Linked DNA regions of Homo sapiens: regions 1, 3 and 4 are each linked to region 2. The links are chromatin loops, found by intact Hi-C in ENCODE. Cell type or tissue: mammary epithelial cell. All regions are shown on one strand. Region 1 overlaps LOC101929307 (a long non-coding RNA gene). Region 2 holds the start of LINC02199 (long intergenic non-protein coding RNA 2199). Region 3 overlaps LINC02226 (long intergenic non-protein coding RNA 2226). Region 4 has its middle 59 kb from the start of MTRR.

Evidence for each region. A loop is a pair of places that touch in the nucleus more often than their neighbours do. Peaks named below come from ENCODE experiments on the same cell type or tissue, not always from the same donor. Only the 100,000 strongest peaks of a DNase experiment are listed, where the experiment ranks them.
Region 1: a loop joins it to region 2, with 22 times the contacts of the local background. A loop is called at or near these places in 10 of 110 quality-filtered maps.
Region 3: it touches region 2 in a loop (32-fold over the local background); 3 of 110 quality-filtered maps call a loop at or near these places.
Region 4: a loop joins it to region 2, with 8 times the contacts of the local background. A loop is called at or near these places in 4 of 110 quality-filtered maps.

The regions. Positions count from the first base shown.
Region 1 is chr5:8,752,078-8,760,077 of GRCh38, reverse strand. LOC101929307 (a long non-coding RNA gene) reads left to right here. Exons shown (of 3, transcript XR_007058687.1): 3 at 1,828-3,674. Among named protein-coding and RNA genes, the nearest start is that of LINC02199, 84 kb to the left of the region's middle. In mammary epithelial cell, a CTCF peak has its summit at 3,383 (motif pointing left); no DNase peak of the experiment used is centred here.
Region 2 is chr5:8,839,270-8,847,269 of GRCh38, reverse strand. LINC02199 (long intergenic non-protein coding RNA 2199) reads right to left here and starts at 7,538. Exons shown (of 3, transcript NR_109932.1): 1 at 7,312-7,538. It overlaps LOC101929307 (a long non-coding RNA gene), which reads left to right and starts at 2,779. Exons shown (of 3, transcript XR_007058687.1): 1 at 2,779-3,552. In mammary epithelial cell, a CTCF peak has its summit at 4,141; no DNase peak of the experiment used is centred here.
Region 3 is chr5:8,336,571-8,344,570 of GRCh38, reverse strand. LINC02226 (long intergenic non-protein coding RNA 2226) reads left to right here. Exons shown (of 6, transcript NR_039984.1): 4 at 7,276-7,390. Among named protein-coding and RNA genes, the nearest start is that of LINC02226, 120 kb to the left of the region's middle. In mammary epithelial cell, a CTCF peak has its summit at 3,616 (motif pointing left); no DNase peak of the experiment used is centred here.
Region 4 is chr5:7,924,298-7,932,297 of GRCh38, reverse strand. It overlaps the pseudogene LOC100422730. Among named protein-coding and RNA genes, the nearest start is that of MTRR, 59 kb to the right of the region's middle. RefSeq lists an enhancer at 2,759-3,958. In mammary epithelial cell, a CTCF peak has its summit at 4,336 (motif pointing left); no DNase peak of the experiment used is centred here.

The DNA.
Region 1 (8,000 bases), 87 kb after region 2:
GCAGCACTCTTGAATGCTTTGCAGCTGAGACATTTCTTCTGCCAGATACCCTAAATCATCTCTCTCAAGCTCAAAGTTCCACAGATCTCTAGGGCAGGGGCAAAATTCTGCCAATCTCTTGTTAAAACATAGCAAGAGTCACCTTACTCCAGTTCCCAACAAGTTCTTCATATCCATCTGAGACCACCTCAGCCTGGATTTCATTGTCCATATCATTATCAGCATTTTGGCAAAGCCATTTGACAAGTCTCTAGGAAGTTCCAAACTTCTCCACATTTTCCTACCTTCTTCTGAGCCCTCAAAACTATTCTAATATCTGCCTGTTACCCAGTTCCAAAGTCGCTTTCGCTTTTTCATGTATCTTTAGAGCAGCATCCCACTGCTGGTACCAACTTACTGTATTAGTCTGTTCTCACACTCCTGATAACGACAAACCTGAGACTGGATAATTTATACAGAAAAAGAGGTTTAATAGACTCACAGTTCCATCTGGCTGGGGAGGCCTCACAAACGTGGCAGAAAGCAAGGAGGAGCAAGTCATGTCTTACTTACATGGATGGTGGAAGGCAAAGACAGAGTGAGAGCCAAGTGAAAGGGGTTTCCCCTTATAAAACCGTCAGAACTCATGAGACTTATTCACTACCATGAAAACAGTATGGGGGAAACCACCACCATGATTTAATTATCTCCCACTGGGTCCCACCCACAACACATGGGAATTATGGGAGCTACAATTCATGATGAGATTTGGGTGGGGTCACAGCCAAACCATATCAGAGAGGCTTCCATGAAGACCTCTGACATGTCCTGGAGACATGCCTTGATGGTTAACATTTAACTCTTTGTTACTTACACAAATTTTTGTATCAGGCTTGAATTTCTCCCCAGAAAATGGGTTTCTCCTTTCTATTGAATTGTCAGGCTGTTGCAGATTTTTCAAAAATGTATGTTCTGCTTCCTCTTGAATGCTTTGCCGCTTAGAAAATTTTTCTGCCAGGTACCCTAAGTCATCCATCTCAAGTTCAAAATTCCAAAGATCTCTAGGACAGGGGCAAAATGCTGCCAGTCTCTTTGCATAGCAACAGTGACCTTACTCCAGTTCCCAAAAAGTTATTATCTCCATCTGAGACCACCTTAGCCTGAACTTCATTGTTGATGTCACTATCAGATATTTGGTCAAAGCCATTCAACAAGTCTGTAGGAAGTTCCAAACTTTTCCACATCTTTCTGTCTTCTTCTGAGCCCTCCAAGTTGTTCCAACCTCTGCCTATTATCCAGTTCCAAAGTCACTACCACGTTTTGAGGTGTCTTTATAGCAGCACCTCACTGTCTGTGGTACAAATTTACTGTATTAGTCCGTTCTCACGCTGCTATGAAGAAATACCGGAGACTGGGTAATTTATAAAGAAAAGAGGTTTAATTGACTCACAGTTTCTCATGGCTGGGGAGGCCTCAGGAAACTTACAATCATGGTGAAGGCACCTCTTCACAGGACTGCAGGAGAGAGAATGAATGCCAGCAGGGGAAACACCAGATGCTTATAAAACTATAAGATCTCATGGGACTCCCTCATTATCATGAGAACAGCATAGGGGAACCCGCCCCCATGATCCAGTGACCTTCACCTAGTCCCACCCTTGACACATGGAGATTATTGCAATTCCAGGTAAGATTTAGGTAGCGACACAGCCAAACCATATCAACAGCCAACATTTTCCTGATGTTCAGACCCTAATATGGACAATAGGGACTATGTATTTCTTACCCACCAAAGGTGTGTTTTGAGAATCTCAAACCAAATTGGAGTAAAATTTTTTTATCCTCCAGGATATAATGAAGGGCAAAGTGTATAATGATATAATTGATATAGAAAAAGAAAGTAAGAAGAGATACTGGAGGGAAGGGAGAGGAAAAAAGGCAAACGTGGAACAATGAATTACAGAACAGGAAGAAGAAGAGAAAAGAAAGGCAAGAAAGGAGGTGAGTAGGTACCTGAGAATATGTTCATTTGGGTAGGAAATTGCTGGTGAACAGAAGGTTGATCTGGGAGCTAAGATGGCTGCAAACTTGTGAATTAAATTTAGAATGTGTTGAGTTGATGTAACAGTGCCATAGTTGTCTGCAGATGCTGTAAGAAAATATCATATATGGGTAGCTTAATCAGCAGGCGTTTGTTTCTCAAGGTCTGGGAGGCTGGGAATTCCAAGGTCAAGGTGCTAGCATATTTGATCCTGGTGAGGGCCCACTTCTTGTCCTGCAGATGGCCACCTTCTTGGTGTGTCCTCACATAGAGGAGAGACGAAGCTCTGGTGTCCCTTCCTCTGCTTATAAGGGCATTACTCATATTATAAAAGCCTCATCCCCCTCACCTCATCTAAATTTAATCACCTTCCAAAGGCTTTCTACCTCCAAATGGCATTGTCTTGAGGTTCAACATATGAATTTTCAGGGGGACACAAACATTCAATCCATTAAAAGTAACAGGACTTCCCAGAGTCAGTCCCTCCATTCCAGTTCAGAATGCAAAATGAGGAAAGCTTTTAGCCTGTCTTGGGCTATATACAAGGAAAACATTGTTTAAAATGTTTGTTTTTCCACACTTTACAACATTAAGAAGTTCTATCACAACCAACCATAAAATAAAGTTCTTTGACTTGACTCCTACTCTTTAAGGGTCTCAGGACCCTAAGTCTGTGCTCCACCCAACAATTTCATTATTGGGCATATGCCCAAAGGAATCATGACACATGTATGTGTCTGTTCATTGCAGCACTATTCACAATAGCAAAGACATGGAATCAACCTACATGCCCATCAGTGATAGACAGGATTTAAAAAAATGTGGTACATATACCATGGAGTATTATGCAGTCATAAAAAAGAACGAGATCATATCCTTTGCAGGAACATAGATGGAGCTGGGGCCATTATACTTAGAGAACTAATGCAGGAACAGAAAAGCAAAAACTGCATGTTTTCACGTATAAGTGGGAGCTAAATAATGAGAACACATGGACACATAGAGGGGAACAACACACACTGGGGTATTTTGGAGGGTGGAAGGTGGGAGAAGAGAGAGAATCAGGAAAAATGACTAATGGGTACTAGGCTTAAAACCTGGATAATGAAATAATCTGTACAACAAACCCCTCTGACACAAGTTTACCTATATAACAAATCAGCGCATGTATGCCTAACTTAAAATACAAGTTAAAAAATTTTGAATTACATACTTTCTTAAAATCTACAATAGGAACATTTAAAACATGAACCTTCAGACCCACAGAAGCTCTGGGACATTTTCTCTTGCCTCCGATGACTCTAAGAGTCCCCACTGCCTAAGTTCCTTTTAAAATGGAGTTTCCTTCATGCTCTGATGGCACCACCTGCTGGAACAAAAATGTCACCTAACACCAAGTGACATGGGCAATCATGCTTGGCACTCTTCTTCCAGAAAATGTTGACATCTAAAGTGACTTATGTTTTACCATCACCAAATTTAAGTTCAAAATTCCATGGGGCATATTAAATATAAATACTTAAGAATAAAGCATCTTACTTTAACAAATTAAATTTCATTCTATTGGCTTGGATGCCTTTTTGTTCAAATCAGCATTGTGAACTACGATAAACATCTAACCTGAACAAAGTTTAGTAATAAATAGCTGATGACATTTCCTGTGTGATTTTTATACATTATTTTCTCAAATGCTTTTACACAACATCTAGGAGGATAGACAAGCCATGGCACATGTCTGGTAAGGTTAGCAGTTCAAATCAGTAGATCAGTGAGTGTTATTACTTTTATTATTTCAACAAATTGTTGAATATATTAAACAAATTATCACAGTGGGTCAATTGGGTCAATAATATTCTTTTATGTTGGGGCCTAGGGAAACTTGGGCCAGAAATTGAAGACAGAGTGGAGCCAAAACTGAAGGGAAGCTGTTTATTAGACAAAATCAACTAGACATTGATGATGTCTCAGTCAGAGTTCTCCAGAGAAACAGAACCAATAGGATGTAGATAGGTAGGTAGATAGATCGATCAATAGACAGACAGAGATAGATTAATAGATTGATAGATCAATAGATTGATAAGTAGGTAGATAAGTAGATACATAGATTAATAGATTGATGGGTAGGAAGTAGATAGATGATAGATTGATAGATAAAGATAGATTAATAGATTGATAGATCATTAGATTGATATGTAGGTCAGTAAGTAGATAGATAGATACATAGATTGATAGGTAGGTAAGTAGATAGATAGACAGATAGAAAGGAAGAGAGTTACTTTGAAGAATAGGCTCACATGATTATGGAGGCTGAGAAGCCCAATAGTATGCAACCTGCAAGCTGGGGGCTCAGGAAAGTGAGTGGTGTAGTTCAAATCCAAACCCGAAGGCCCAGAACCCAGAAGTGCCAATATCTGAGGGAAAAAGATGGGTGTCCCAGGTGAAGAAGAGAGAGTAAATTTGCCTTTTCTCCACCTTTTTGATCTACTGGATTCCTCCAGGGACTGGATGATGCCTGCTCTTATGAATGACAGGTGAGAGTGGATCTTCCTTACTCAGTCCACTGATTCCAGTGCCCATCTCTTCCAGAGACACGTTCACAACCCAGAAATAAAGTTTACCAGTTTTCTGGGCATCTTTCAATCCAGTCAACTTGACACATAAATTTCACCATCACAGCTGATGACTAGAGAGTCACTCTCTCTCTCTCTTTCTCAGTTGCTGCTGCTTTCTTTCTCTCTTTCACACATACACATACTCAGAAACTCATACACACACTCATACATACTCACACATACTTAAACTCACACACACACTCAGAGCTCCGCACCATCTGAAGCTTAGATGGCAGCCCCTGAGGTGGTCTGTCCGTGGGCACAGGGAGAGCTGTCCTGGAGTGCCCTGCAGGAGGGCTCATGCTCATGACACCAGACCTCCAAAGAGGGGACCTGAACAGTTATCCTCACTGCCCACCTCTGCTAGAGCAGGAAGATAAGTTGGAGGATGTTATCTTGTTGTTTATAAACTGTTAATGAGTGAACAGTTCACAGCTCTGTAGTTGGCAGATGGCCGTCAGTATTTGTCATACCCTTTCAGAGCCTCAGTTCAAGATCAAGACCACACATTAATATACACATAGCAGGCCAGGCGCAGGGGCTCATGCCTGTAATCCTAGCACTTTGGGAGGCCAAGATGGGCGGATCATGAGGTCAGGAGATGGAGAACATACTGGCTAACATGGTGAAACCCCATCTCTACTAAAAATACAAAAAATTAGCCGGGCGTGGTGGCGGGTGCCTGTAGTCCCAGCTACTCGGGAGGCTGAGGCAGGAAAATGGCGTGAACCCGTGAGGCGGAGCTTGCAGTGAGCTGAGATCGCGCCACTGCACTCCAGCCTGGGCCACAGAGCGAGACTCCGTCTCAAAAAAAAAAAGAAAAAAAAATATATATATATACACACACACACATAGCAGTGATCCAGAAACCCCTGGTCTGCAACTAATAAATATGTAAGATGATAGATTAGTTAGCCTGATTTAATCATTTTATATTGTAAACTTATATAAAGCATTGCATCGTACCTCATAAATAAATATGAGTATTTGTCAATTAAAAATAAAAATTATAAAAATGAAGCAAATAAAAGCACTTTAGCATTTATTATCTTCTGAAAACATTTCCACCAATGCAAATTTTCTATTTTAAAATGAAGTTTTCTTTTCATTTCTCTTATTCTAACATTCTCCCTAACTACCCTTCTTCCCAATTGGCTTTCTTTTCATTCATTTTGAGATTATTTTCTTTCCACGAAAAAACAATTAGCAAATTCGGAGAGCTTTTGAATCTTACCTCAAGATCCACCATAGGATTGTGCTTTCTTTCCTGTTGGCTTTCACAGAGCTTGTGATGGAGCCACGCTGTGAGGCTGTTTATGCAGCCTGCCCCACTAATTTCCCTCTCACCGTCTGTAGTGAAGACCTTTATCTAACTTTAATACAGCAACACATGATGCTCCTCGATGAAACAGCTTCTTCCTTCAACATATGGTGTGTTCCTCTTCGTTGTCGAAGAATGCCTCCTAATTCTTCTTAGTACAAATTTCTCTTCATGTTTTCTGTACAGATAAACTAAATAGTACTATAACGCTCCTCCTAAGTAAACAGTATGCCACTGGATGATATTTCCAAATTGTATTGTGTATTTTCCTGATGTTTCTTATTTGCAGATTGTGACCAGGTATACTATAGCATCATTGAATGTTTTCATTTCACACTTTGGAGTTTGGACTTCTCAGCAATATTATTTCCTAGTCATTTATTAGAGTTTGATATTGGGATCTGCATACCAACATTTCCTTATATCTACCCACATACTCATCACTATGGAAACAGCTGCCCCAACATGGCATGATCCACTCCGATGTGTACGAATCCCATGACTCTGGCACTTCTTTGTAGGTGCTCCAGGAGAAACTCCTGGCAAAACAGAAGAAACATGAACAGCTGGAAAATACACAGTGAATACCCACATTCTTTATGGTTATATTAAGCAGAACATTATTTTAGACAGAACATACACTCAGCCTTTTAGACCTATGGGTTCCCTAAACCAGGTCAAAAATATGGGAAAAAGAAAAATAGATGGTTGCATCTGTACTCAATATGTACAGGCTATTTTCTTGTCATTATTCTCTAGACATCAAAATATAACAACTATTTGCATAGCATTTATATTGTGTTACATATTATCAGTAATCTAGAGAGGATTTAAAAGATATGAGAAAATGTGTCTTACACACATATTATATGCAAATATATATATGGGACTAAAGCATCTCTGTATTTTGGTATCCTTGAGATAACAGGGTTTATGTGTGTGTGTGTATGTGTGTGTGCACTCTCTATACTCAAGTGCATTGAACTCTATCTAGCTAAGTGATTCAGGGTGAGTTGATAAGCATCACTGAGTCTCTTTCCACATTTGTAAAGTGGGAATAGCAAAACTAACTTACAAAGATTGTTGTGAGAATTTAATATGACAAAAATATTGAAAGTATGTATGCCAGGTAAATAATCATCAACCCAGTCACATTTAGTTCTCAGTTACTTTTCTTTGCCTCCTTCTCTTCCTCCTTCATTATCTTCTCATTTTAAAATGTATTTTCCTCTCTGTTAGGCACCCTGCTGGCCAGTAAAGGACAATAATTTTGACTTCTGGATGTAAACCAGGAAGTTGCATGTTTAACAAGCATCTCTAGAGACACTGATACAATTGATCAGCTCTTTGCATTTTGAGGAGGTGGGGAACATGCTAACAACATCTGCAATGTGGATTATTAAAAGAAGATTTTCCCAGCTTTGGCTGTACACTGAAATCTCTAGGGTGTGTTTAAAAATCCTGTTGTCCAAGCACACACAAAAGCAAATAAATTAGAATCTCTCAGTATGGGATCCGGGTAGATATAGTTTTATAAGGAAATCCAACATAGTGCAAGGTTCCTAACTATTAATACAATTTTTAAAAGATATTAGCGATTCTCCAGCAGATTAGAATTGGGAAACCAATGATTTAAAACAACAGATTATATAACAAATAACAAGGAGAAAACACACAAATACTATGAAAGAGGCTGTCGTTTTTTGTAATAAACCATAATCTTAGAATAGTTTTAGGCTTAGAAAAAGATTGCAAAGACAATATAGAGGGTTCCTGTACACCCAAGCTCAGTTTTGCATACTGTTAATAATAACTATAAATTACATTACAGTATGTTACAATTATTACAACCAATATATAAGAATTAATAGCACATTCTTAACTCAAATTACTTCATGTAATTGTTTCCGTTGTTTTTGGCCTTTCCTTAGTTTTCGTCTTATGTCTTTTTCTCTCCCGGGATCCCATCCAGATATCACATTACGTTTAGTCCTCAGGCTCCTCTTGACTGTGATAGCATCTAGGATGTTGTTTTCTTTGTTTGGTT
Region 2 (8,000 bases):
CCCAAAAAGCTAGGAAGGAAATGGGGACCTCAGTGCTACATCCACCTGGAAGTGATTTCTGCCAACAACCAGAATAAGCTTACAAGTGGATTCTCCACTGCTTCGAGGAAGGAACACAGCTCTGTAGACATCTTGATTTCAGACTTCTGAGACCAGGAGCACAAACATCAGCCAAGCTACCTAGATTTCTGCTCTATAAAATTAGGAAACAATAAATTTGTTGTTTTAAGCCTCCAAGTGTGTGGTAATCTGCCATGGCAGCAATAGTAAAACAGTTATAATACCTACATTTACTTCATTCTTCTTTTGTTACAGAGCAATTGGAATATCTAAGCAGTACAGTTCACCTTCTACTAAGCAACCTTATATTTTGGCTTAAAATGCAGCAGCAAGAAGGGGTATGCTTGGGAGTAGTAAATTTGCCTCAGAGACAATGGTTTTCTGAGTATAGGCAAGATTCTTCTGAACTAATCTTCTGAAGTCTTCAAAGTCAGTTACTTTTTTCAGAACAAAGAGCCAATATCAAGTTGTGCAAAACAATATGGGACCAGTGAAAACAAAACTAAAATAGTTGTGCTTAATTTAAGCAATATAATAAATACTCTTATTTTTAATTATATTTAAATAAGTATATCCCTATTTAGATATGTAAAAATAACAGTTTATGATTTATTAATTATAAATTTGCTTGTTTTGTAGATTTTAAAAAGATTTTTCAAGCTTTTGTATTGGTACGGTAACACAGGCTGTACTTATATTTTCCAAACATTCAAAAACCAAAATCTTTTCTACCATGTCAGAACACACATTTTAAAATTTAGCCCTAGCTTTCACTAAAGTCACTTGTTTTTATCTAGATCTCATGAATCCTGAATGTACCACTTTGGAAGTCTGACTTTTTTTTTCCTCTTAACAAAATATTTAGTGATTAGTTTCAGCATTTGTTCAGAGCTAACAACCTGCTTTCCGTTTAATGAATGAAAAAAATCAAAGACACTTCAACTTGTTCTCAGCATTGTTGAAAGAGATACATTTCTCACTGGATATAAAACATGGTTGTCAGAAAGCAATACAGGAATTTTCATGATCTGAACTTACGTAAACTAATAATAAAAATACTCCAGTGCTGATTGTAGAATCTTGAGTTTGTTCTTTCCTTCTCAATTCTTTGCAGCACACACCAAACAGCAAAGAATTTGGACTGTCTTTTGAGGCTGGAGAAAAACTAGTACATGCCCATGGGTATTGGTGTAGGAAGATTAAGATAGGCCATCTACAGGTGATTAAGATAGACCATTTACAGGTTACTATAAGAAGGTACTCTTGCCCTGAGTCACTAAGAAAATCTCAGGGCAAGAGTACCTGCTGCAATTGCTGTTTTTGTGGAAGTGAAAATATCTCAAGCACCTAAAATGGCAGAAAGAACACTAAAATGCATTTTAAAGTATTACAGGGTATGTTCTCTTTGGCTCTGGCTTTAATTTGAAAGCCATGGAGATCACAAAAATGAAAATCCGCACAGAAACAGATCATAAGCAACATTCTTCAATAGGCTCAATGACATCAAAACATATTACACATATTAATGTATCTATTAATATGAATGAAAGACTGGTGTTTGCATTTTTCCTGAAAGAAAAAGCAGCCAATACTTTGGAATAACAGAGTTGTATCACAATCTGTCAGAGTGAGAGGTTCCTGACTCAGCTCTGACTCTTCTCCCTGTAGGTCATCTCCCAACACAACAGCAGTAGTGGCCACTGCATAGAGCAGCAGAATAGACCAAGGCCAAAGACAGAGGCCCGGGTAGAGGGTAAAATGGTCTCCGCCCTTGTTTACCTAGGGCCATAGCTCAGCTGTAACTCAGCTGTATTGTCTCAGGAATGCGCCCACATTGACTTGCTACCACTGACAGCTCTTTGGGTTTCAAACGTTTGTAGTAAATAGTCTTTCTAATGTGAACTTGGACGTTCATAGAATAAGACACAATTTCTTAAAAAACTTAATGATAAGCACTCCCATATGGGATGACAATATTTTAAAAACTCGAATCTCATTTCAAGATGAAAGCCTGAAGATGCAGATTTGAGTCTTGACTCGCTAACTGAGGTTCTCATCCATGGAATGTTCCAGCATCGCATCTGTCTTCCTGTTACTGTATGGTTGCTTGCTCCCTAAGTGAATGCATTCCCTCTTAGACAGGAAGTCCTGGACTGAGAGAAGCTGTCTGGGGGACATGAGCTGTCACCACTTGTTTCCTCAGAGAGATTTGGCAGAAGAGGCGGCTGTGCCACCCGTTGTCCTCTGCCTGCTCCCCACTTCCTCCCCATTCTGCCTGGCAGCCCAGCAAAACCTCCCAGAGGAGGACTTCCGGAGGAGATGGAGGAATGTTCTTCCTGCAAGGGCAACATATGGCAGCCAAGCTCCCTGGTTAGAGCTTCCAACAACCTCTCGGTGCCCAGTTATGGGGGATTTCTTCAGGGCAAAACAGAAATGGCTAATTCAGAAATCTCTCTGTGCTTTTTTGCTGATTTTGTTACTTAAGTTGCTTTAATGGGTGTATGAAAGCAGAATCTAAAATTAATAAACAGACTTTTCCAAATCATTTCTTTTTAAAGTTATTCACCCGAAGCAATCAGGATGAAAGTATAAAGGAACTGCCAAGACGGGTTGACAAATGAAAGTTAAGAAAGAGAGAAGATCTGCTCAACTGTTTCTAGCTGGCTTTCTTTCCATGGATAACGGAACCCATGCAGTCAGCTGAGAGCAACGCCAAGATCAAGGCCCTGCAGGGCAAGGAAGAGAAGGAACACTAGGAGCACTGTGTTTACAGGGATCTAATTTTTCATTTTGAAGGGTTGCCACATCACTTTCCCAAGCTTTTTAGAGCATTGTGGGGCTTTAACAAGATGTGTATGCAAGGATTGGGTGAAATTCCAGTGCCCATGTTTCCCGGGGAGTCTGTAAGAGGCTCTCTCCATCCCCTTCTTACTCCTGCGTCCTGCAGAACACACACACAGTCACACATTCTTTCACCAAACATGGCCTCACTCTCACAAAACACTCACAAAAGTACACTGACAGTCACACAGGATCACAAACATGCACTAGAAATCTGAAACACACATATCCAACCTCTCTCTGTGACAAAAAGACACTATCCATACACACACACACACACGCTCGTCTGCTCTGCTGAGTCACCAGTCTTGGGTCTCAGCCTCAGCACGTGTGGGGCCTGCCCTGTGGGAAGCTGTTGAACACAGAGGGAAGGGGAGGTTGCACTGTCCACCTCCTCATTACCATAATGATTGCGTTCAGCATCCTTCATTAGCACACAGGAGCACTAAGGGTTGGAGAGGACGTGCGTCAGCTCTACACACACAGCTGCTCACATCACTTGACATGTGTATTTGCTGGGACACTTGGGAATGAAATGGCTTGTGCAATTTAGTCTCGTGTCAGTCTTCAGCTTTAAGTTTCAAGTGATCCTGCTCTTGCAATAAATACAATGGAGAAAGCAGCTTTTCTTCAAGGACATCTGAAAGCCACGTGAGTACCATTCTTTGATAAACATTCTCATTCCAACTGATGGAACGAAAAGCCAGGAACAGGGTCCCAGGGAGGCCAAAGGGGTTCTCAACTGGGAATGAGGAGCCATGCCTTCAGGACTCTGCTGCGCCCCAACAGCAGGCACAGGAGGCGCAGTCCCAGTCTTTCCCCCATCTTGCCTGCCTTTCCCCCACCTCGCCTGCCTTTCCCCTCTGGAGTGAATGGGGTGAGAGCTCTGCTCAAGCCTCAGCCTCCAGGACACTTCATCATACCAGCTGCCTCAGGCAAATTAAGCACAACAAATGCTGATCTGTTCAGGGCTCCTCCCTGTTTATTGCAAGACTGTGGTTCTCAAACTTGACCTTTTGGGACACTTACAATTACCCTTGACTTCTGATTCTCTCCATGATGATCTAATAATAGCTGAGTATGGATATTCTTTGTCAAGTGAGGTCTCTCCCTCCACATTTGCTTATGGAATCAAGTGACAGTCACCCCATGTTCACTCTGTGCAGATAGCAGGTGATGCCTCCAGTAGAACAGACAGGAAATAGACTAGCAGAGAGAAACTTGCAAGCCAGAGGGCAGCAGAGGCAGCACAGGGCAGAGCTGGACAGTGAGGAAACTGAACATCAGCTGCTGGAGCAGCTGCCGTGAGGGAGCTGGTGGGGTTCATCTCAAGATGCTATGCTGCTGGGGCCGACCATCAGTGGGAGGTCCGATGCTCACCCGGACATAACATGTCCTGTGCACGAGCCGCACTGGAGCTGATGTCCTTTGTTTTAACAAAAGACCAATATTTCAGCCAGAAAAACCAGAGCATGACATTCAAAGACACCAATCAGCAACTGGGGGAATTTGAGAAGATGAACTAAACTCCTGTAACCTCAGTTTTTCTGACTGTGCACCTCACATAAAATGTGATATGGCAAGTGACAGCGGTATTTGTCATGCTTCTATTAAAGGCTCAGGTTTGGGGGTATAATTTACATATCCTAATCAATGAATTAAATACCATAATTGTCTTAGAGCTTAATAAGCTGTCAAAAGTGTGACAAAGAAGTTATGAGTCTTTATTCTAGCCCGTTTATCTGATGCACAATTATACTGAATCTCTGGAAGTCATAAGCAAAGGACCTGTAGTAAGAGACACCTGATCACTTTCCTTCTTCTTTTGACACGGGCTTTGTGCCTGCAGACTCTTTTATGGCCATGGTTCTAAATGATGTCAAATTATGAACTGTCAGAGCTCATATGTTTTTCTGATAAATGTTGAACTTTAACTACCTTTATTACACGAACATAATCAAAAGTAATTGTGCATCTGTTTACTATGGTGAGGGGTAACTGTAGAGCCACAGCTCCATCACGTCATGTCTGCATGCTGAGCTCTCCAACACAGATCAGGCTTTACACACACATGGAATAAGTGAATGCTGAAGGAATGAAATCAACCGTACTCTTGTTATGCTTCACCATCAATTGGGCTCTCATCTGAAAATCACAGACTCCAGAGATCTGCTGGGCTAAACCTTCTGTTTCGTTTTGAGGAGGATGAAATCCGATGGATGGGGTCATCAACCAAGGCCATGGTATGACCAAATGTCTAGAAACCATGGCTGGGGGCCCTGGTGCCATCACATGAGCCAGTGTCTAGAAACCATGTCTGGAGGCCCTGGTACAGCACTCTGCCCCCACCGACTGCATCCTTCTGTGAGTCCTAGGATCTTGGAAAATGTAACTGAGGTAAAATAAGGAGACAAAGGAACCTGATTCTAAAACAACCAGAAATAGTGAAATTGTGTCCTGATCACCTCTCCTGGGTGCAGTAAACACTCCCTGCTCTTACAGCTCGAATGCCCAGCCAGCCTTAGATCTCCTCAGGCTGCCGGGCCTGGGACTGAGGTGGGGTTTTTCCCAAATGTTCCATCCTACTCAGGTGCTCCATGCCCTGGATGAGGAACGAGGGTGTTTGGACCCTGACAGAATGTCGGGACCCCAGCGCATCCTTCCCTGGAAGTGACACAAAGTGTCCCCTTAAGTCAGCACAGAGAAGACTTTTGTAAAAAAAAAAAAAAAAGAAATGAACCCATTGCGTATGGAATTAGTGGGTTCTTGGTCTCGCTGACTTCAAGAATGAAGCTGCGGACCCTCGCGGGTTTGTTACAGTTCTTAAAGAATGGTGTGTCCGTAATTTGTTCCTTCCTCCCGGTAGGTTCGTAGTCTTGCTCACTTCAGGAGTGAAGCTGCAGACCTTCCCGTGAGTGGTACAGTTCCTAAAGGTGGCACATCCAGAGTTGTTGCTTCCTCCTGTGTGGAATTGTCTGGAATTGTTCCTTCCAGCTGATGGGTTCGTAGTAAGGGTTCGTAGTCTGGCTGGCTTCAGGAGTGAAGCTGCAGACCTTAGCGGTGAGTGTTACAGCTCTTAAAGATGGCGCAAATTAGCCAGGCATTGTGGTGGGCGCCTGTAGTCCCAGCTACCGGAAAGACTGAAATAGGAGAACGGCGTGAACCTGGGAGGCGGAGCTTGCAGTTAGCCGAGACCACGCCACTGCACTCCAGCCTAAGAGACAGAACAAGAATCTGTCTCAAAAAAAAAAAAAAAAAAAAAAAGGTGGCACAGTCCCAAACAATAAGCAGCAGCCAGATTCACTGCAAAGAGCTAAACAACAACGTTTCCACAGAGCAGAGAGAGAACCCGAGCAAGCTGCAGCGGCCTGCTCTGGTGGCCTGCTTTTAGTCCCTTATTTGGCCCCACCCACATCCTGCTGATTGGTCCGCTTTACAGGCAGCTGATTGGTCCATTTTACAGAGAGCTGATTGGTCCGTTTTGACAGAGAGCTGATTGGTGCATTTACAAACCTTTAGCTAGACACAGAGTGCTGATTGGTGCGTTTACAATCCTTTAGTTAGACACAAAAGTTCTCCAAGTCCCCAACCGTCCCAGAAGCCCAGCCGGCATCATCTCTCACTGGCTCTCGCTGCGGAACTTGGCGGGCCGGGTAATCCGGCAGCCCAGAGGGAGCTAGTTCCAGACAATCAAGAGGAAAAGAGGGGAAGAGAGAAAGAGACGGAGATCGGCTATGGTGGCCAACAATCCCGCGAAGAGGGAACGGTGGTCCACGCAGGGATTCAGTCTCCGATCAAGCCCAGCAGGCGCCGGCCGGCCACGCCGAGTGCGGGGCTTGCAGAGCCGGAGCTCACCTGGAACCCAAGCGCTGGGCCGCGAGCGCCGCGCGCAGCGCCGGCTCCAGCCAGTGCCTTTCTCTTCACACCTCCCCGCCAGCAGAGGGAGCAGGCTCCGGCCTCCGCCAGCCCCAGAGAGAGGCCCTCATAGCGCAGCGGCGGGCTGAAGAGCTCCTTGAGCGCGGCCAGAGCGGACGCCGAGGCCGAGGACGCGCCCAGAGCCAGCAAGGGATGCTACCACGCTGTCACCTCTCACCGTGAGCCACAACTGCTGGTCCTGCGTTCACGGCTTTCCTTTGTCTTTCAGGTGGAGACGCGCTGACCTGCCCCAATACCTATTGTTGTTTGTTAAATTACTCCAAGATACTTATAGTTAACGGCAAACACCCATTTATAACCACAAATCATGTCAGATGTTCAGGACCAGCACAATCAATCAAGTAAACAGCACCCTCCTTGAGTATGTGGCAGGTGTGTGAGGATTTCATGAACCTGTCCTGCATTTCCAAATCCATCCTGAGGCCTCTCCCTGGACACAGGTCTGTGGATCAGCCTGTACTCGGGCAGTTTTACCTTCTATGTCTGTTTGTCACGGTCCTCTTGTCCTAGTGCTCATCACTGCACGTTCCCAGCTCCAGCAAGTGGCCACTCTTTTCCCTCCACAACCAAAGGCCCGACGGCCCAGCCCCCCGGTGGCAGGTGGCCCTTCCATGGCTGAGGTCACACACCCAGCATCGCATCCTGCCCTTCTCGGGGCCTCGGGCCCCTTCGACTCGTCTCCAGGGATTGCACTTGCTCCTGCTGCCCACGGAGGTTTCCTTCCTGTGATTCCACTCGGAGGGGGCGCTTTTCTTTGCTGGCTTCAACCATCACAGAGCTGCTTTGTGTTCGCCGGCAGCTGCCACGCTTCCCTGAAAAGGCGGCTTCTGTTCTGCTGGAGATGAGCTGATTTGCCTGGCAGCCAACTTAAACAAGGAGGTACTTTGAGACCATTTTTTTGGAATCTTTGTCTTTTTCTCTCGACATTCAGCTTCGTAGTTGTAAAACTCTAAATACTCGTGGGGTTTAACACAAGGCTCGGGGGTTTTGAGGATTCCAAAGTGATTCCTGTATACAGTTATGACCACAGAACAAATTCACAGGGGAGAACAGACCATTCATTGTGACATTTGACACCGGACAGCAGATGATACAGTGTCCCCCTTATCTGTAAAGAAGGCAAAGTTTTGTTTCTGGTTTCCGAATCCAGAAATTAATAGTTC
Region 3 (8,000 bases), 500 kb after region 2:
GTAAACCTCCACCTAGATTTCACAGGATGTATGGAAACCTCGGGATGTCCAAGCAGAAATATGTTGGAAGGGTGGAGACTTTATGGAGAATCTCTACTAGGGCAGTGCAGAAGGGAACTGTGGGGTTGGAGTCCCCACAAAGAGTCCTCATTGGGACACTATGACATGGACCTGTGAGGATAGGGCTACTATCCTCCAGTACCCAGAATAGTAGATCCACTGACAGCTTGCACTGTACACCTGGAAAAGCCACAGGCACTCAATGCCAGCCTGTAAAATCAGCCATGGGGGCTGCACCCTGAAGAGCCAAGGGCATAGCTGCCAAAGGCCTTGGGAGCCCATCCCAGCATAACATGGGTATAAGACATGGAATCAACAAAGATTATTTTGGAGCTTTAAGATTTAATGACTGCCCTGCTGGGTTTCAGAATTGCGTGGGACCTGTGGCCCCTTTGTTTAGGCCAATTTCTTCCATTTGGAATGGGAACATTCACCCAATGCCTGTACTCCCTTTGTACGTTTAAAGAAACTAACTTGCTTTTCTATTTTACAGCCTCATAGGTGTAAGGGACTTGCCTTGTCTCTGATAACACTTTAGACCTGGACTTTTGAGTTAATGCTGGAATGAGTTAAGACTTTGGGGGGACTGCTGGAAAGGTATGATTGGTTTTAAAATGTGAGAACATGTGATTTGGGAGGGGCCAGAAGTAGAATGATATGGTTTGGCTTCGTGTCCCCAACCAAATTTCATCTCGGATTGTAATCCCCACACCACATGCTGTGGGTGGGGGCCTGGTGGGAGGTGACTTAATCATGGGGGCAGACTTCCCTCTTGCTTTTCTCATGATAATGAATGAGTTCTCAAAAGATCTCATGGTTAATTTGTGTGTGGGACTTCCCCGTTTGCTCTCTCTCCTACTGCCATGCAAGATGTGCTTTCTTCCCCTTCACCTTCTGCCTTGATGAGAAGTTTCCTGAGGCCTCCCCAGCCATGTAAAACTGAGTCAATTTAACGTCAGTTCTTTATAAATTGCCCAATCTCAGGTAGTGCTTTATAGCAGTGTAAAAATGAACTAATACAGGTTTTTTTAATCTGATTCATTTTTAGAACTTATTAGTCTGTTCTGAATTTCAATTTTTTTCTGGTTAATTCTTGGGTGGTGGTATGTTTCCAGTAGTTTATCCATTTCTTTTAGATGTTCTAGTTTTTGTTAACAGGGGTATTCATAATAGTCTCTGAGGGTTTTTTTTCCCCCCTGTGGCTTCAGTGGTAATGTCCTCTTTGTCATTTCTCATTGTATTTATTTGGACCTTATTTTTTTATTAATCTAGCTAGTAGTCTATTGATCTTGCTTATTCTTATGAAGAATAAACTTTTGGTTTTATTGATCTTCTGTATGGATTTTCACATCTCAATTTTGTTACATTCAGCTCTGATTTTGTTTATTTCTTCTGTTAATTTTGGGGTTGGCTTCCTCTTGTTTTTCTAGTTCCTCCAGGTATAATGTTAGATAATTAATTTAGGATCTTTCTAACTTCTTGATGTAGGCATTTAGCAGTATAAACTTTCCTCTTAACTTTGTCTTTGCTGTGTCCCAGTGATTCTGGTATATTACATTTTTGTTTTCATCAGATTCAAAGTTTTTTTTAAATTTATGTTTTAATTTCATTCTTTGCCTCAAAGTCATTCAAGATTGGGTTGTTTAATTCCTATATACTTATATGGTTTTGAGAAAGCTGCTCGGTATTAATTTCTATTATTATCGTGCCATAGTCTGAGAGTGTAGTTGGTATGATTGCACTTCTTTGAATTTTTTGAGAATTGCTTTATGGATGTATGTGTGGTCAGTCTTAGAGTATGTGTCATGTGCTGATGAGAAAACTGTATACCCTGTTGTTGTTGGGTGGAGTATTAGATAGATTTCTGTTTGGTCCGTTTGGTCAAGTGTCAAGTTTAGGTCCTGAATATTTTTGTTAGTTTTCTGCCTCAACAATCTGTCTAACATTGTCAGTGGGTATTGAAATCTCCCACTATTATTTAGTAGTTATCTAAGTCTCTTCAGAGATATCTAAGAACTTGTTCTATGAATCTGGATGCTCCAATGTTGAGTGCATATACATTTAGAATAGGTAGGTCTTCTTGTTGAAATAAATCCTTTATCATTAAATAATGCCCTTCTTTGTCCTTTTTGATTATTGTTGGTTTAAAATCTATTTTGCCTGAAATAAGAATAGCAGTTCCTGCTCTTTTTGGTTCTCCATTTGCTTGATAGATCTTTCTCTATCCTTTTACTTAGAGTTTATTGGTGTCACTGCATATCATATGGGTCTCTTGAAGACAGCACACAGGTGGATTGTTCTTTTCTATCCAACTTGCCACTCTGGGCCTTTTAAATAGTGCATTTAGCTGATTTACATTCAAGGTCAATATTGAAATGTAAGGATTTGATCTAGTCACTGTGTTGTTAACTGTCTGTTATGTAGACTTGATTGTAGAGTTGCTTCGTAGTGTCAGCAGACTATGTACTGAAGTGTGTTTTTGTGGTGGCCAGTATCCGTCTTTCATTCCCATGTTTAGCACTCCCTTAGGAACCTCTTGTAAGGCAGTTCTGGTGGTAAAAACTTCTGTAACATTCGTTTATCTAAAAAAAAAAATCTTTCTTTTGCTTATGAAGCTCAGTTTGTCTTGTTATAAAATTCTTGGTTGGAATTTCTTTTCTTTAAGGAGGCTGGATATAGGCTTCTAATCTCATCTGGCTAATAAGGGTTCTGCTGAAAATACGTTGTTAGCCTGATAGCATTCCCTTTTTATGTGGCCTGCCCCTTCTCTCTAGGTGCCTTTATAATTATTTTTTCTTTTGCATTGACCTTGGAGAATCTGATGACTACGTATCTTGGGGGTGGTCATCATGTATAGCGTCTCTCTGGGGGTTCTCTGAATTTCCTGAGTTTGCATGCCAACATTTCTAGCAAGGTTGGAGAAATTTTCGTGGCCAGTATCTTCAAATATGTTTCCAAGTTTCTTGCTCTCTCTCTATCTCCTTCAGGAATGCCAATGATTCATAAGTTTGTTCTCTTTACATAATCTCCTATTTCTCAGAGGTTTTGTTCATTTTTAAAAATTCTTTTTTTAAATTTTTTGTATGCCTGTGTTGATTTGAAGAAGTGATCTTCAAGTTCTGAGATTCTTTCCTCAGATTGGTCTATTCTATTAATGCTTCCATTTGCACTATGAAATTCCTGTAGTGGGTTTTTCATTTTCAGAAGTTTAGTTTGGTTCTTTCTTAAAATGGCTATGTTGTCTTTCAGCTCTTGCATCATTTTACTATTTTCCTTGGATTGGGTTTCAACCTTTTCCTGTATCTCATTGAGCTTCCTTGACATCCAGATTCTGGATTCTATGTCTGTCATTTCAGCCACTTAAATCTGGTTAAGAACCATTGCTGGGAAGCTAGTGTTATTTGGAGGTAAAAAGTCATTGTTGTTTTTAGAGTTGCCAGAATTCTTGTACTGTGTTTTTTGTTTGTTTTGTTTTGTTTTTCCCCTCATCCATATGGGCTGATGTTCTTTTAACCTTTAAAGTTGCTATCCTTTAAATGGGGCTCTTTGCTTTAATATTATTTGGTGCCCTCTAGGGCTTGGCTGTGGTATAAGCTGCATTTAGTTGATTGGTTTCATTTCTGAATCTTTTCAAGGGAGCAAGGTTCTGGTCAGCGCTCCCAGGCTGCCTGCTCCAACCCTGATGGGGGGCTGGGACCAGGCCTGTTTCTTTGTTCTCTGGCCCTTCAAGGTCAAGCACCTTCTGTGCTGGAGGGGCTGATGTGTTCTCAGTCTGTTGGCATAACATTCCAATGGGAGCTGCCAGCAAAAATGCTTCGGTGGGAAGGTAGTAGGGGGCCCATGGGAGAGCGCACTGTGGTTGGGGGGTATAGGAAAGCGCACATCAGTAGGGTGGCAGGGCAGCCGTGGGTGAGTGCACATTGGCAGAGAAGCATGGGGGTAGCAGGCATGTGTGCACCAACAGGGTGGTGGATGGGCTGTGCATGGTAGTGGAGCATTATAAGAAGGCTGCAAGTGCTCCTGCAGGGGAAGGCTGTAGATGAGTGCACACCAGCAGGGATCTGCCTGCCAAAGCGCTCTGAGGGGAAGGCAGGGGCTGCCAGTGAATGAACTATGGCACAGTAGCTTCTGTCAACTGTTTCAGCAGAGCAGCTGAGGCTGTGCTGAAAAGGGGTGTGGCCAGCTAGGGCTCTTGGGGGAGGCTGGCACACAAGGGATCTTCAGATCAGATTGGCCCCAATCTGTGGGAAGGGCAGCCCTGCTCTTTCCAGGTCTGGCCTCTAACAATGGCTAATGCCACCTACAGGACTATGGTGAGCCTCAGCCAGGAATGAGTCCCAGTGCTCAGCAACCTTGCGCACAGTTCCCACCTTTCTCCCCTTTCAGCCCCAGGGTCTGCATCCTCCCTCTGTCCATTCTCAATGCCTTCTTTCTGAGGATTTGTTCAGAGTGTACCTGTCTACTGGGTGGTTTAGTCTCTCCTGGTGGGAGATGCTCTTTCTGGCTGCGTCTAGTCGGCCATCTTCCAGAGATTATCCTTGAAGATACATGCTAATTATGACAGGTAAACAAAGGGTCTGTATGAAGGGCATTTCAGGGAGAGAAAGGTTTGAGATAATTTGGTATATTAAGTTGACGAAAAGGTTGACAAAATAGAGAAAACAGAATTTGATGTGCACAACTTAAAAAAGAAAATGTGGAACAGGCAATCTGAGTATGGAGTTAATATGATCTTTTCTCCTTTGGCTTTAGGACTTCATCTTTAATTACCTTTCTAACTCTATTTCCGTGGAAATTAGATAAAGGAAGAATTTCAATGACATCAAAAGACAATATTGATTATGGGGAAAAAGACCCTTGACTGGCAAATTTCTGCAGCCTAAGAGAACTAAATAAATGCCTGGCAAGATGCTAGAGCTATGGGCTTCCCAGAGTGTGGTGACTCTTGGTGCTGGCATGTTCTTACAGAGACCTTGGAAGCTGTAACTGTGGAATTGTAAGACATTTGGCTACTGTGCAACATGAGGCTTTTAGGCCAGCGAGGAACCTCCACTCATATATGAATCTCATCTCTCTGCACCTGAGCTCTTACATGAGTCAGGGGTAGAAAGCAGCCAAAAGAATGCCCACCTGACTGCTGAAACAGTTGCAGAGACTGATGCAAGAGCTCCCATAGGTCCCCTGATTCTATCTTGCTTGCTGTCAAGAATTATGAAGTCTCCGAAAATTTCCTCTACTTGCAAACTAAGAAGTTATCCTTTCACAGTTGTGTAGATGCTGGCAGAGGATATGAGAGTTCTAGGTTAGAGACAAAGAGATTCATTTTCATCAAGGCACAGCAGGAAGCATTACCTGCATATTCACACAGGTTTTGAATCCTCCAGCCCCCAAGGGGCATCACAGGTGGGTCTGGGTAGATGCTGTGCATGCAGAGGTGGAGAGTTTGTCTTACAGCTGATAAACCCAGAGCTCAGGAAACATCAATTTTTTAAATAATGGGCAGCAAGCAGATCTGCCCAACTTTTACATTATCTTATTACATTGGTGGCAAAACAACCCCATCTTCTGCTCCAGAGCTAGATACTGTCTCTGTCTATCAATTCTCTTTGCTAGATGTAGTAGTCTGCATCCAGTCATGAGATACAAATCATACCACCGTTAAAAAGGAGATGTTTAATAAAAAGAATTATTAAATTTGATTAAAGGCTAACTATACAACATAAGAAAACTCTATATGGTGCCCTAAGGCTAAGGGAGAGCACCCAAGGAAGAACAAACTCAGAAGGAGTTAGGCCTCACTGAAAAAGGCATAGTTTAACCAGCAGATAGTGGAGAAGTTTTCAGTGTTGCCAGGCTGGAGCTGGTCTGGAGTTGCTTTTGAAAATATCAGAATCCTCTCTGCCATGCAGGAGGGAGTGCAAATGAACAGCAATCTGCACAGGCAGGCAGTGGGATCCTGGGTGCTGGTGGAGGCAGAGAGCCTTCCAATACATGGATTTCACAAGGTGGTGGTGGTGGGAGGAGGGGTTTGCAGGAGGGACAGAAGGTGACATTCAGGTGCAGGTGGCCACATGGAGACTTGCAGAGGGAGTCCTGGCATCAGCACAGTCAGGAGGCCTTGGAATCAGGCAGATGTTGGGGGATTCTGGTTTCTTGGTCAAGATGGTTGTGGAAAGGTTATTACCAGGCCAAGTCTGCAGGATGCAGAAAGACCACATCCTAACTGTGGCTGTGGCAGACCCTCCTGAGGTCCTCACATCTACATCTTCACCTCGCTCCACACTGGAATTGTAGGAAGTCTTTTCCTCTTGCAGAGTCCCAAGTGTCTTCTACTAAAAGCCTCAGAATCACACTGGCTTTCAAGGAGAAAGGTTGAAAAGAATCCCATTGTTTATCCTAGAGCAACATTGCAGAGTGCATTGGAACCGCGTGGCCATCCATGGATAACCAGTGCGTCACACATCGTGCTTGACAAGACAGTCACAACAGAAGGTGTGTGTGCAAGACGTGCAGAAACTCCTTGGAGAGCTGTCTCTTCACACTCATGCTGTGGCTTCTGCCCTGTGTAAGCACAGTGGGTGCCAAGCATGGCTCGTGGTGATTCTGCACATCTTAATTTAGTTGGACCTAAGAATATCCTTCAGTGGGTATTACAAGTACATGGTGGCAGACCACAAAGAGATACAGATGCAATGCTAAGTCTTTTATCCTGAAGATGATCAAGGGTCAGTTTACTACAGTTCCCTAAGGAATAGTGGTTACTAGCTTAAGTGTGATGCTTTTTACAATTGAAAATGAAGTGTAGGTATAATACTAGCAAAGAGTAATAATATAATATCTTTTATTTCCACTATGTGCCAGGTAGTATATTTGGATTTTTGTTTCTTCGTTTTTGGTAGTTGGCCCTCACAGACACATGTAGCCATATTTTTGCAGAGAAGGAAATAGAGGCTCAGCAAGCAAGTCAGGAACTTTTCAGCATCACACAGTTAGGAAAAGAAGGAGATGGAAGCAGGGCATTCTCTGTGTCCTTCCACCTGAGCAGCTAACACTGATGGCCTTTCCACAGTGCAGGCTACATAAAGTGTGTACATTTCAAACTTTCAAAAAATAGAAGCAGGAAGAACGCAGAATGAAAATCGCTGGGGCTCTTGGCCTATGTTGATTAGTACCCCTGACTGTTGATCACTATTCCTTTCCATGTTTGCCTGGAAGATGGCCTGACAGCACCTGTCTACAGTACAGTATTGAGGCACACAGGACCTTGGAAATAAAAGGGAATATTACAAATACTGCAGAGACACAAGGATTAGTTGTTTGTTTGTTTAAGGTAAGCAGAGATGAGCAATTTGCTTTTCGGATTCCAAAAAAGATTTGTTCTCCTTCTTTAAAGCAGCAATTCACGCCAGAGACCTAAGTGAGCTGTCATTTTCTCTGAGTGTTTTCTTTTTTTCATAGGCACCAGTCTACATCTCCTGGCTGACTAACGCATCAAACAAAGCAGGCTTAGGTAAATTGAAAGAGAGAAGCTCTCCTGAGTCCAACTTATGTTTTTCTGGCAACAACTGAGCTCACTCGATTAATACTTAAGGAGAGCACTGCATTGAGGCACAAGTGCTAGCCCAGCCAGGGATGCTCTCAGCCATGGCTGCACACGACAATCATCAGAAAGCCCTTTCACACTGGGCAGGGTGTGCTGCTTTTTAAGTATTCCTTGGCGATTTTCACCTGCAGTCCAGGTTAGCCATTGTATAATTTGAACAGCACTGAAACTCAGGAAAAATTAACCTTCAGTATCTAATATAATCGGGTTTATTCAAGAGTATCCTTTTCTGTAAAATAGAAAATTAATAAATTATCTAGCTTTGAAATCAGGTTATCCTAAATAATAGACCTGCAATTTAAGGAATTCTGAGTTTTCCAAATTTCTTGATGACTAT
Region 4 (8,000 bases), 910 kb after region 2:
TTGTGAGAAATGTATCTCTTTTTTTTTCTTTTTGGGAACCTCTATGAATGATGTTATCCCACTCTGAAATGCTTATCAATGATCAGTGATAACAAGACAGGAGAGTTCCCTGGTTCCCCTCACAGGGCATGCAATCCCCTCACAGGGGTGCTGCCCTCTGTTCCACCGCCGTGAGCTCAAACCCCCCTTACGGGAGGGGGACCACACAGACGGGAAGGTGCAGGAGCTGGGGTGAGAGCTTTGGGCTCTGGCCCCACAGTAGCATCTGGGGTGGGTGCCTGCAACCCCAGTGTTACAATGCTCTTTTAGCTCTGCCTTGCAGACGGCTTAAGTGTTAACCAGCTCTGTGCCCCCTCTGCCTTTCTGCAAGGGCAGAGGGACAGTGTGACAACTTTCTGTATCCTGAGCTCTTGTCCAGCATCCTGGAAGAATTGGGTCACACAGGGACTTGAAGAGTGGAGAATGCGGGCGCTTTATTGAGTGGTGGAGGTGGCTCTCAGTAGGATGGATGGGGAGCTGGAAGGGGGATAGAGTGGGATCTTCTCCTAGAGTTTGGCCACCCAGCAGCTAAACTCCTCTCTGACCATCCACAGCCAAGCTCCTCTTGGCATTCAGAGACTCCTCCTCTTCTCTCTTTCTCTGTTGCATCATTTTGCTGTTTATCGGCTTGTCTCCTCATCTTCTCACCTGCTTCTGGAGCCTGGGGTTTGGCGTTTATAAGGGTATAGGATAGAAGGCATGGTGGGCCAAAAGGCAGCTTTTTGGGCACAAAAACAGGAATGCCTGTTCTCACTTAGGGCCACAGGTATTCAGGCTTGAGGGTGGAGCCTTTGCCAGCAACCCACCCTCTTCTATCCAGTATTTCCCTGTCTCCTGTCTGTATCAATGAGACCATGAGGATCATAAAAACCCTTACTTGCAGCTACCCTGACACCCCAAGGTACATCCTGAAATGCTGTTGCCTCCATACGGAGGGAAACGGGGGTGGGTGAACTGAGCAGGCAGGAAGGCAGCACTGACATAAAATCAAAGGCACCAGAGCTGAGCATCTCCTGCTCCCCTGGCTTGGATGCAGCAAGTAACAGAGGAAACCAGGGATCACACTTCGTATGGATCCAGCGGACTCCAGAAAGCCAGCTTTACACAGCATTACTGCTCTTGGTAGGGGGTGATTGCCACAAATTAGTTACACTGGGGAGATGGAAAATAAAATATTAATTTTCATTAATATCAGTTCTTTCAATATTTTTCATAACATGAAAAATACATGTTGTTTTTAATTATATTTCACTATTTTCAATACTTTCCCTAATTGTCATCCATAAATATTCAAGATTTTTCTTTGCAGAGAAAGAGGAGGTGTGGAGTCTATCCAAAAGCTAAACAAGTTGTTGGTTATTTTACAGACTGGCTCTTCAGGACGTCACTATGGACCAGTCAGGTGGGCTTCCAGGCCAACAGCATGGCAGGTAGCTCCCTGGAATGTCATGAAATCCAAAAGTCAGAATAAGGCGAGTTTAGCAGCAATCTGCAGAACACGTCCCCGCTTCATTGTGCCTGCGCCTCTGCTCCGCTGCCTCCACCAGCAATGGCACAGAAACTGCATCAGCAGCAAGGTGGGGTGCCTACTGTAGCTTCTGCAGGTGCAGACCAGGTGGAATTCCTGAGCTTCCAAGATTAAAACACACAAGCTGCTTCCAAGAATTCCATAGTGTTATTCAGACAGAGGAACATGGGAGATCCATGGTGAATATCTGTGTGGTCACATTTATTTTCTTCATTTTATCAAATGCCACGAACCCAGGCACTCCTGGGGCGGGGATGAGGGGAATGGATTCTCAGACTAAATGCCTGTTACCTCGAATTAAACATCTTGAATATTCTCAATCAAAAGTGAGAAGATGTCTTGTTCCTAAAGACTTTTTCAAATAAAAATAAGACTATTCCAAAAGTATAAGACTATTACTTAAGAAAAAAAAAAAAGCTCAAGAAAACAATCCACTTCTTAGAGGAAACTGGCGAAACACAATCATCAACTTCACGCTGTGACCTGCAGTGCTTCCCATGGCTCCCCCAGCTGTGCTCCTGTATTATAGACTGAATTGTCACTCGGCCATATGTAATTCTTGTTGCATTTAAAGGATGTGATTTTTGGCAAGGATGGGCACTCATGGCTTGAAGTGTGCTTGCAATATATCACTCTTCACCTCTGAAGCCTCGGAAACGTGGGGAGGCACTGAGCATATACTTAGGGCAATGGGAAATTATGAGAGATGAAAAATATAAAAGCTCTTGGAATTCACTGGAATTCATCAGAATGATCGAGACCCAGAAAGCAGACATTAGAAGAGGTGTTTCTGTGATGTGGCTTGAAGTATTTGCTTCTTTCCCCTAGAATCGTTTTATTATTAAACTCCAGGAAAAAAATGTTTAAAAAAATACTCAATAAGTAGACTTTGAGAGACTATTACATTACGACTCAACTTCTCTCCAAAAGTCCTGTGATGCTAAAATGTGCTTTTTCATGGTGTTTTACCACAGATTATTCACTTCAATAAGAACTTATCATCTAGTAACTGAATTGGCAAATATTTTTCTATGTCTTCCAGTCTATTTTTCTGCTTTTGCCACAATATTTTCAAGAGAAGCTAAGCATTATTTATTGTAACAGCAAACTCAAGAAACTCAGCAAATGCTTCATTTCCAATGAAGAGACACTTAGAATGTTACCAAGTATTACCCCGTGGAGTTCTGTAGACATATAAGTAGATTTCTGATTATCACAGAAAGGTACATTCATAAGAGTTCCTGAAAGACCTTCTTCAGCTAAATTCCTCATATTCCAAATGTCTGAATTACTATTCATTTGTTCCATGTGCAGTTTGTTTGAAAAGTGACTATTGTACCTATTTCTGGATATAATCTTCCTCATTCATGATGTTAAAGTAAGCTGAAATTTCAAATCGTTACACTCTCACAGGTGGAGGGTAAGTATTGGGATGACTGGAGAATGATGAAGACGGTTGGCATAGGCCAGCCATGTGATGGAGGGGTCTGAGAGATTTACGAATGATCAGGGGACAGGTCAGTGCCACTAGAGTCTGCTCACGTGGCAGCAAGACTTCTGATTAATTCAAAAGGCTCCACATCCCAAGAGAGAACTTAGCACCAGCTAAATGACCATCCAGATTCCTGGAGTGACCACCCAGCACTGATGTTGGAATCACATGTAGCCAAACCCATTTCTTTTGTCCTGGAAGTTCACTTGGAAAGTTCTCAAGACCTCTTTATACAGGAGAATGTGGGAGCTCCTTGTAAAACGAGTTGCTCTTTCTCCTCCTCACCTATGGGAGCCCAGTTCTGAGGGGCCGTGAGGGCTGTGTGAGTAATTCACGATGCTTCACTTCAGGACTTTCACCTGACTCATGTGAGGAGCTGATGGATTCTTGACCCCAGTTCAACCAGAGGCCCCGGGAGTACAGGCAAACTAGTAGGAAGAAACTTTAATTACAAAGGGAGATGACGTGGGTACAACAGAGGGGAAATCACAACACTCCCTAAGGATTTTAAGGGCAATCAACAAATGAATGAAAAAATCATGTTTGGTTTACCTAGTTCAGAAGAATTCCCTTCATCCACAGCTGTGAGAGGGGAGGTTGAACGCAGCCTTTCATGTCTCTTCAGGTTCCCTTGCAGCCTTGTGTGGAGGCACAAGTAAGACTACCAGCTACCCTTTGCTGAGCACGTTCACCCATTTAAACCCTACAGCAAGATGGAAATACACAGCCTTTCATCCGTGTGAAAGATGAAGACACTGAGACACAGGAGGCCAAGTACCTCACCTGGCGCCACTTTGGTAAGAAATGGCTGTAGGGCGTCCTGTTTCAAGCCTCCAGCTATAACCACCACATGAAATCCCTCAAACAAGACCCCAATTTCATGAGCACTTAAGTGTCATGCACTGTTGAAGGCGTTTTATAGAAATTACCTCATGAAATCCTCACAACACTGCTCTAAGTGAAGGTCGTTATCCCCAGCTTATAAAGAAATGGAGGCCTAGAGGGTGTGAGCGTCTGACCCGATTGAGGTCAGCTGAGTCCAAAGCTGATGTCCTTCGCAGCCCTTCTTCCTGCGGACTAGGAGGCTGGCCCTCCACACAAAATTTCTGCTTTAAAAACTAGGGATTTAATTGTCCAATGGGGGAAAAAATACAGAACACGCCACCTCACACCAGAAATGGGAAGCTGCCTTACAGTATGTGAGGCACTTTTATTGCCCTGGAAAGAGATCTGAAGGTGTAATTGATAGCGATACAATAGTTGTCTCAGGCTGCCATCTAGAGGCAGGTGCTGAAGCGACATCCTCCCCTCCATCCTGCCGCCTTTTCTCTGACCCTTGGGACACGGAAGCCACGGTTTGGGCTGAGGCAGAGCTGGACATTGGACAATTACCCAACATCGGGCAGATCTTTATTTCTTGCTTTTCCTTTGTTCCTTTATAATCTATGTGCCCAAGGTGACACGCCATGGTTTCACAGGCGCCCCAAAGCTAGAAAGGCAGTTTTTCATAAGGGGAACCCTTACCTGTCCCCAACTCCGCCACCAGCGCCACCCCCACGGAGCTTTGCTGAAAGTCCCCGCGTCCACCTGCCTTCTGTGCACACCTGGCTGCTGCTGATGCTGCCAACTCCTTATCTTGATGGCCTCCACCGAGTCGTACTTGTCCAGTTTGTTGGTGTGGTTGGTTATGCTGGTGTTGAGGGGGGTAGGCGAGACGGAGTGGACGACAGTCGCATTGTGGGATTGCTGTTGGTGCTGCTACTGTAGGTATAGACCAGCAGGCTGAGCCCCACGTGATCATGTGGAACACACTGAACCCTGGGGGGACAGGAGCAAAGTGGTACTGGCTCCCTTCCCCATCCCTTACTTCCCTTCCTGAACAATTCAGCCTTTGGGTGCAGAACAAGGCAGGCATGTGAGAAGGGCTGCCCTAGCTCAGGGGCCTCAGCTTGAGTAGCAGGGTGAGAAGCCTATCCACAGACAGGAGCAGCCCAGGGAGAGACGTGAAATGCTTGCTGGGCATCACTGCAATGGCAGGCAAGTCCACCTGGCTGCAAAGCAAAGCCTTCAGGGATCTCAGGACAAGGGGAAGGGCCTGTAGGATTTCCCCTGCACCCGAGGCCAGGGGTGTCTGCACATTAACCACTCCAGCCTCCTCCCCAGGGGTTTTCCAACCCACCTTCCCTGTGCTCGTGACCCCCGCCACCTGGAAGAGACTTTGTCCTGCCAGCGCCAGCCATGGGGTTTGATGTCAAAGGGTCACTCGGCCACTCTTCACTGAGTTCCCACCAGGCTTGGGTCTCCAGGGCTCTGCCTGAGTCCGTCCTGAACCTCATGTAACCCTGCAGTGGCCAAGAGGCCCCATGGGAAGCTGAGCCACAGGTCGGGAGATGCCATCAAGACCTCATCTGTGCTACTGGCAGAGGTTGACTATCCCTTTTTGTCCCTAAACCCTGAGCTTTTCCCTCTAAGTCATGCTCCTTGGCTGTTCTAGACACCATGTTCCAGGAACCCAGGACTTTGGAGCTGGATCTGCCCCCTTGGGTGCACAGACACTGTGAAGGGAGGCTGCCTTCTCTCTGACTCGCTGTCAGGCAGAACTCACAACACACTCCTGACCACTGAAGTCCCAGTGGGCAATGCAGTTCCCAGCACAGGCGCCCAATGTACTCAGCACTAAGGGTTGGATCATCCCAGACGACAGCACTAGAACATTCCACAAGCATCACCCACTCCCTGACAACCACCTCAACTTTTCACTTGCAGCTTAGTTGGTCAGTGGTTTCAGAATCTTTGGCCTTTTCTGACTCAGTCATGAAGCCTCTAGGGCTGGAGAACTCCCAACCTGGGACAACCGGATGAAGCATCCAGGGGGCATTCCACCAGCAGCCACTGGGACTTTAACTGTAACACTGAAGCTGTACTTAGATAAGCAAGAGCTGATTTCACACAAGTTCTTACTTCTCTGTACTTTAGCTGTTAGCACTCTCAGGGTCAATGCCTTGTACCGAAGGAAATACTTCCTGCTGCACTGATAACTCATGTTTCATTATAACATAGGGCAGATGCATGACGGTCTCCATATGCAGATACTGTGCCATTAGTCAAATGAATCATTCCAGCAGGTGCCTGGGAAAGGCTGGGACCAGCTGACATCTTTATGATGATTATATAGTCTTTGTGTCTCATGCAACTAAAAATAGCTCTCTAAGATGAAAAATTTGAATTGAAGCACATTTTCTGCATAGAGAAAAATAGTGCCCATTAAATCGTTTTTGAATCTGCTTGGTGTGGCGCTTTCTTTTCAACGTGGCTTTTTTTTTTTTTTTTTGCCATTATCGGCCAGTAAGCAGGGATGGAAACCATCCTGTTGGTTAAGCAAAGTCTGATTTTTCAATAAACAGAAGAAAGTCTACATTGTCTCCCTAAGCATCCTAGAGCAGCTTTGTCAGATAATCGCTTGTTTTTAACCTGTCAGTTCTAAAATAAAATCCATCCATTCTCTCATCTGCCTATTATGTTGATGTGTCAATAGCAGCAGCCTAAAGAGTTAAAACATCATTTCTGAAGATTATAGAGTAATTAAATTTTCTGTAAGTTTGATCAATATCAACGTGAGTTGGGTAATCAGTTGGCCTTGCTGGCTCTGACACACAGCAGCAGCATTTTAGGATGGAAATGGGGTATGTGTCATTTACCTGGTGCTCAAGGCCCTTGAAAAACTCCCACCTTTTAGCCCAGACAGGGTCAACCAGAGCATCTGTGTTGCTAACAGTAAGCCCCTCTTCTCCAAGTACAGTTGACACATAGGTGAGCACTTTCATGGCACACAGATGGCATCGACTGAAAAATCCAAATTTATTATGGAATTGAAGCAGAGAATGTGTTTTTCTTTTTTTCATCCAAGGTTGTAGAATGCCTCTAATATGTAGGTAAATCTTCATGCTCCATTAAAATTGAGTTCATTCCAGAGGACTAGAGACTTGGCACTGACCGTCATGGAGCTGCAATGCCAATGTACATAAATGCTTCAATTCTGTTTCACTCCAGTGATATTTCAACTAGGTATTATCTAGCCATCAATTATTGAATAACACATTTATAATTAACATACATGGCATTTGGGGTCCACGGAGTGTCTCCAGTCTCAATTTTGGCCACAAGACAAAGAAACAATTTATAAAAGATTAAAAAAAGAAATCATTAGAAAATATCAGAAAGTAAGTAGGTAAATAACTGACCTCCACATGTCCTCTCTCCTGAGTCCTGGATCTTGCTACAGATTCTTCTGGGAGAACAAAGAATATGGAGGGATGGTCACATTAATGCTTGTCTTTAAAAATACCTAAGTAGTTTTTATTTGTACATGACTTACAGTTCTAGAAGCTTATGACTAAAAGTTATAATATTAAGCCAGGTATTGAATATTTCTACTTCAGGTTTTATGCGTGTTTATTTGTACATCTGCTTTTGGTCAGGGATACCTTGAGGGAGGATGTAGGGAAGTTGCCCAGCACTGCCCCTCAGGCCAAAATCACAGCACTGGCCTCAGCCAAGTCCCCATGCTTGTGCTGGTTGCCTAGAAAAATGCACACTTCCGGCTGTGGAGCCCGGACTGTGCCTGCAGTGGTGGGCAGTGTTTCTGCCTCAGCTCTTTGGTTTTATCAAAGCCGGTGTTGTCCCATTTCCTGCAGAGATGGACTAATCCAGGAGAGCTCAAAGGAAGTCACCTGAACAAATAAAGTCCCTCTTCAAGAGCCTATGCATGCTCTTTGCCATCCCAAATACAAAACCCACAGGAAGCTGCCAGCAATGGGACATCTCCTATGTGTTTTAGCCCTCAAGCATAACACACCATACCGTGAGTCCAGAAATCTTTTTCTTTTGGAAGATGAGAATTGAAAATGGGTCATGAGCTGGGCTCGGTGGCACACACCAGTA